Linked DNA regions of Mus musculus: region 1 is linked to region 2. A link is a contact called in ENCODE Hi-C or POLR2A ChIA-PET data. All regions are on one chromosome and are shown on one strand. The core of a region is the stretch at or near the end of the contact, and the rest is flanking DNA. Distances in the headings are between cores, read along the strand shown. Region 1 holds the start of Plekhf2 (pleckstrin homology domain containing, family F (with FYVE domain) member 2). Region 2 holds the start of Ndufaf6 (NADH:ubiquinone oxidoreductase complex assembly factor 6).

Evidence for each region. Hi-C counts contacts between places; a loop is a spot of excess contacts on that map. ChIA-PET counts read pairs that join two places held with the same protein, here RNA polymerase II (POLR2A).
Region 1: POLR2A ChIA-PET joins it to region 2 with 10 read pairs in embryonic stem cell. The contact joins the promoter of Plekhf2 here to the promoter of Ndufaf6 in region 2. A Hi-C loop is called at or near these places in 3 of 37 maps with a recorded cell type or tissue (heart, regulatory T cell and v-Abl transformed pro-B cells). POLR2A ChIA-PET finds 5 or more read pairs at or near these places in 3 of 5 experiments (all embryonic stem cell).

Annotation. Positions count from the first base shown.
Region 1 is chr4:11,006,186-11,009,172 of GRCm38, reverse strand. Plekhf2 (pleckstrin homology domain containing, family F (with FYVE domain) member 2) reads left to right here and starts at 1,554. Exons shown (of 2, transcript NM_175175.4): 1 at 1,554-1,780.
Region 2 is chr4:11,074,829-11,077,740 of GRCm38, reverse strand. It overlaps Ndufaf6 (NADH:ubiquinone oxidoreductase complex assembly factor 6), which reads left to right and starts at 1,536. Exons shown (of 9, transcript NM_001085493.2): 1 at 1,536-1,761. The coding sequence starts at 1,565.

The DNA of each region.
Region 1 (2,987 bases), core at 305-2,804, 69 kb after region 2:
ACTAAGGGTAACTAAGTATGTCCAAGGACGCAGGTATCATAGTTTGTGGCAAAGCCAAGATTTTGAGTGTAGACAGTCTGGCTTGCATCTTTGTACTTTAAGTTAAACAAGTGTGTTGTAGGGAGGGCAACTTTTTTTTGTTTTTTTTTTTTTTTGTTTTTTTTGTTTTTTTTTTTTTGAGACAGGATTTCTCTGTATAGCCCTGGGTGTCCTGGAACTCTCTGTAGACCAGGCTGGCCTCAAACTCAGAAATCTGCCTGCCTCTGCCTCCCGAGTGCTGGGATTAAAGGCATTCGAAGAGCAACATTTTTATTGATGACACTAGAAACACAGCAGTTCCTAATCTTAAAATTTAAAAAGATTTTAGAGTGTGCTTAGTCTAGCACACATAAAGATTGTGTGTGTATACGATTGAAATCCTGTAACTATCCCTATTACGACAACTGATCTCCTTTGCCAGTTTTGTTCTGGATACTAATTTAAAACAACTGTATTTGTTTCACAGACATTCTTCTTCCTCTTCCTCTTCTTCTTCTTGTTTTTCGAGACAGAGTTTCTCTGTAGACCAGGCTGGCCTTGAACTCAGGATTCCGCCTGCCTCTGCCTCCCAAGTGCTGGGATTAAAGGCGTGTCCAACACCGCCCGGCAGCTCTCAATCTTCTTAATGCTTTAATATAGCTCCTCCTATTGCGGTGGTCTCCACCATATAATTATTTGTTACTACTTCATAACTGTAATTTTGCTGTTATGAATCATAATGCAAAATATGTTCTCCGATGGTCTTAGGCGACTCCTGTGATCCGCAGGTTGAGAACTGCTCAACAGGAGGCTAAAAAGAAAATTCCTGAATAAAACTTTAATAATAACCCAATTTCTACCCCTTTCCTGTTTAAACGGTGTGCTTTTCCCAGCCAGCCAGCCTAGATGCCTCTGCTATCTCTCCGCAGCGCCTAGTAAACGCTCTTCTAACCCAGCGTCATGGTAGCACCGAGTTCTAGGTACGCGAAGCAGTTGGCCGAGGGGAAGTTTTGAAAAGAGCGGAGTTCTTCGGCATAAGGTTACACAGGAGCCTGCGGGTCATGGGTGCGGTAAGCGCAGACCCCTGGCTTGGGAGAAAGCGACAGCAGGTGTTCGGCTGAATGGCCGAGCCGGGCGGGGTTGGCAGACGCGGTTGGGTGGCGAGAAGCAAAGCCTTTCCTGTTCCTTAGGGCGGGAGGCGTGGAGGCAGCTTCCGCCCATTCTTCCAGAGAACTTCGCGGACTGCTTAAGAGCCCTTTCCGAAGGCTAGCCCGAGTCAGGAAAGTCAGGTCAGGCGACCCAGTCCAGCCTCAGCTGGCTCAGACGCGCGTCACCTCTGCAGAGGCGCGCGTTCCCCAACCCCGCCGGGGGAGGCCCCCGAGTGGGTGTGGCCTCCGCTGAAGAGCCCGCCCCCCGTGCGGTCGCGTGGGGATGGAGGGGCGGGGCAAGGCGATGGGCGGGGCGAGGGAGCCGGGAAGAAAGGGCAGGGCGGGTGTGCTCGTGCCCGTGTTTGGCGCTTGGGCGGGGGCGCGCCGGTGCGCGCGCAGGAGGGAAGCCAGCCGGAGCGGCCGTTGTCGGGTTCGACTGGAGGGGCGGTGAAGTCACCTGCGAGCGGCTGCGCCCGCCGCGTCCGGATCGCGCCGGCCTCGCGGGGCCCCACGCAACCCTGCGAGGCTGGGGTCGGGGAGCAGGCGGAGTCCGCGCCCGGAGTCGGCGACTAGGAGGACTCGCACCCTCGGCGCCGCCGCCCGCGCGGGGTCGGGTAGGTGCCATGGGGGTCGGGACGCACCGGGCGGCGGCGGGCTGGGGAGGGAGAAGCGAAACTTTGCGGGCGCCTATCCCCGCGGGCCCGGGCCAGCCGTGGCGCGGGGAGGGGTTGGCGCGGGCGGCGGCGGCCGACGCCATGTTGGGGTCTGTGGGAAACGGGGCGCTCGGGCGGCTCCCCTCCGGGCCGGCGCTCGGGCTGGAACCGCCTGGGTCCCGCCGCGCCCGTCCGCGGGACGCCGCCCGGAGGGCCAGGGCCGGGACCATAGACGGCGGCTGGGGACTGGACCTCGCGTCGCCCCCGAAGTTGTGGGGCAGCAGGACTCGGGTCCCCAGATCGTGCGGTCTGAAAACTTTGCAGGGTCTGGGCGTCAGGGGCACGCTCTGACTCCAGCAGTTTATTTTATGACTTTATATGAAAATGGCACCGTACAATTGGCTCAGATAGGAGCGGTAGCTTACACGCTACTTGAAGGGTTTTTTTTTTTTAAGTTTTATGATCTTTTGCCTAGTTTTTTTTTTTTTTTAATGTTATTAAAGGCCAAGAGCTGGTTCCCCAAGTTGCTCGAGTAGCCTTGTATAGTCCTCGAATATTAAAGCAGTAAGTTGTGTGAGTGTGCAGTGGAAATGACTAGTATTCAGGTTACATACACCTAAGCAGTAATTCAGACTCCCAAGTACATTAAACTGGTAAATGCCTTCTTTGTTATGTTTTAATATGTTGCCTAAGAGACTCGTTAAAGAACCATTTAGAGTTGAACGTTCAGTTGAAACGTTAAGGCATGTGTTGTCTTAAGACTAAGTGAAATAACCCAGTGTGTTGGCTCATGCCGGTTTTCTGAGCACTCCCGCGGGCTAGGGCAGAAGCATTGCCGCGAGTTCAAGGCCAGCCTTGGCTACAGCTTGAGTCTGAAACAAACAACCCCAGGACCACAACAAACAGATTAGGGTGATTTTGACGATTCAGTTTTTTTTTTATTCTTTTTCCTTTTCGTTCCTTAAAGGTGCATGAGTTTTGAGCCCCTATCTTTGTACCTTTATAGCTTAAGGGGTGGGAGGACCCAGGTTAAATCAGAATTAACCCAGGCTATTTTTAATCACTATGGGTCATGAGAGCATTGGGAGGTGAATGGTATTAAGTTGCTTATTTGGAAAGCTCTTTATAATCGCCCCTGCCCCCAAATGAAACTGGTGTACAGCATGAA
Region 2 (2,912 bases), core at 287-2,786:
TTTTTCTTTTTTTAAAATTGAAAGTGGTTTTTCATACAATATATTCTGGTTGTGGTTTCCTCTCCCCTACCTCCTTGGAGATCACCCCCACTTCCCCGCTAAGTCTACACCCTCTCTTTCTCTCCTTCATTAGAGTACAAACAATTGTTCTTAACCACTGATCCATCTCCCCATCTATCCTTTGAATTCTTTATCTTTTTCCCCCTAACTCTCAAATGCTGGCATTATATGTGCATGCCACTATACCTATAGACTATTCAATTAATAATAGTTGGTAACAACATATCATTTGTAGTATAGTATCATTTTATTGTATTTTAAACTGTTGTATTTAAGTATTTAAATTAGCACATTATGGCATGTACATAATGTATTTCAACATTTGCCTCCCATTACCCTCTTTTGTCTCCTGCCCCTCTGAGCCTCCTTTTTGTCTTCTGAGCTCCTTCACCTCATCTGGTACTATCTTACCATTTTACTGACTGACCCATCTCTCTAGCCTTATACTGGAATTCTAAATTCTCCACAGGCAAAAGGCTTTGGCCTGATTCCTGGCTGAGAGGCTACTTTTCTATCTCAGGTTCACAACTTCCTCTTTTTGTCTTGCTTCAACCTCACTGTGTAGTGTAGGCTGACTTTGAACACTCAACACTTCCTGTCTCAGCCTTCTTAGTGCTGGCGTTACAGATGACAGAGGCAAGTCAGATTTTACAACATCGAGGGACTGTCAATGGGTTAAAGCAGGAAACAAATGACTCCATGCTCTTGGGCTTTTAGAGTGTTGTGAGAGACAACTAACAGCAAATGATATATTGTTACTGTTAAAAAAGAAAAAGGAGCCGGGCGTGGTGGCGCTCGCCTTTAATCCCAGCACTCAGGAGGCAGAGGCATGCGGATTTTGAGTTCGAGGCCAGCCTGGTCTACAAAGTGAGTTCCAGGTCAGCCAGGGCTACACAGAGGAACCCTGTCTCGAAAAACAAAAGAAACAAAAAACAAACAAAAAGAAAAGGAAAAGGAAAAGAAAGCAAAAGGAAAGAAATTAAATTTTGTCTCTGTCTCTCTCCCCCTTCCTCTCCTTCCCCTTTATCCTTAGTGGTTGATAATGGAGGCATAACCTGGTGCATCTCTCAAGCATCTTTGTGTTTTTCTCTTGGAGGTAGAGTGGCTAATCAGTGTACCTGTTCAGGGCTATGCTGGGAGGTCTCTGGGAATGTGTGTGGGTGAATAGTGGGCATTCAGGTACAACAAGCTTCCAGCAGTGCGGTTACAAGTGTCAATAGCGCCCTTGAAGAGGATCAAGAGAGGATGGGGGTCTCTGGGGTGACAGGATGTAACGTCAGTCGCTTCTTTAAAAAGCAGGCACCCATCCCTTTTGGCGTTCTGGGGTTCTGTGGGAGTGGACGCTGGAGAGGACAACCAAGTCACCAATGTGCAGGATTATAGCGACACCTGGCTCTGGTCTGAGTGGCGTCCTTCCTTTGCGGAGTTGCAGAGATCTGCCGGGGGCGTGGCCACTTTCCGGGGGGCGTGGCCTCAGGGTCGGAGGGCACCCGAAGCGGGTGTCATGGCGACCTCCATGCTGGGTTCTGTCCGCGGCCCAAGGCCATTCGGTTTGGCTAACCTGTTCCATCGCCAGCCGCCTCGGGATGCGTGGGAACGTGTGCGGCGCCTGCCGGGGCCCTCGGCGGTCCGGCGCAGCGTGGCGGCGGCCAGCGGGCCAGGCATCCCCGGTTCCCACCTCTACTGCCTGGAGCTGCTGAGGTGAGTGGCCGCGCCCGGGGGACATCCCCGAGAGCCCAGAGCCTGTGGAACGCAGAGCGCTGAACCCCGAGCCTGGGGCTGCGTCCTCCGGGTCCTGCGTTCTGCTGGGCTCTGTGCCCGTGCTTGGAGAAGGAGACCGCAGGCCTGTTCACGTGGCTCAGCACATCCTCTGCCTGAACCCTAACGTTAATGGACCCTACAACCTTTGCATGCATAGCACTTTTTATTCATGGACAGCTAGTGACTTTAACACCGTTAACTGGCTTTGGGCTCTGTGTGCTGCACTATTAAAAGTAATTCACGGGGCCTGCGCATTTTTAGGTCCATTGGTAGGGTGCTTGCCCAGCGTGCTTTGGATAAACACATCTCACAAAAGTTGGCACACTCACTTTTGACGCATCTTCTTAGGAGGTACTGGCCAGAGGTTTAGATTTAACTACAAAGCAACCTCAAAGCTAAAATTTTGTTTACAAAAGTAAAGTCCAAAGCAGCTTATTTAATTCTCCTTTCAAGTTGTGATTCCCATCAAGGGAGTTTAAGAGTTAGAGCATTAAGAGCTGGAGAAATGGGTTAGCGGTTAAGAGAACAGGCTCAGGTTTGATTCCCAGCCCCGACACGAGATCTAATGCTCTCTTCTGGCCTTCTTGAGCACCAGGTAAGCAGTGTATAGACATATGTGTACGCAAACACTCATACACATAAAAATAAATACAATTTTTAAGATGAAGTTTAATAATTTCAAGGGAACAAGGGATTTGCCAGAGATTTACAAGAACAGCCTCATGACTTGTGTTTTGTTCACCTGGTGTCAGGAAAGACATCTGGGATTTCCTCTGTAGACATGTGTGGGGGTTGGGCCTGATGGGAATTGAGCCCTATGAATAATCTATGGCTTAATTACATCCACCCACACCGCCCCTGCATTTTGCCCTCCCTGCTAACAGCAGTTATCCGGTATGGTTTTTGTTTGTTTTGAGACAGGGTTTTTATGTAGCTGTGGTTGACCCTGTAGACCAGGCTGGCCTGGAACTCCTTCTGGTCTCTGCCTCTCAAGTGTCGGGTCTTTTTTGTTTTGTTTTGTTGTTTTTATTGTGTGTTATTTTTATTTCACGTGTATGCGTGCTTTGCTTGTGTGTATGAACTGTGTGCAT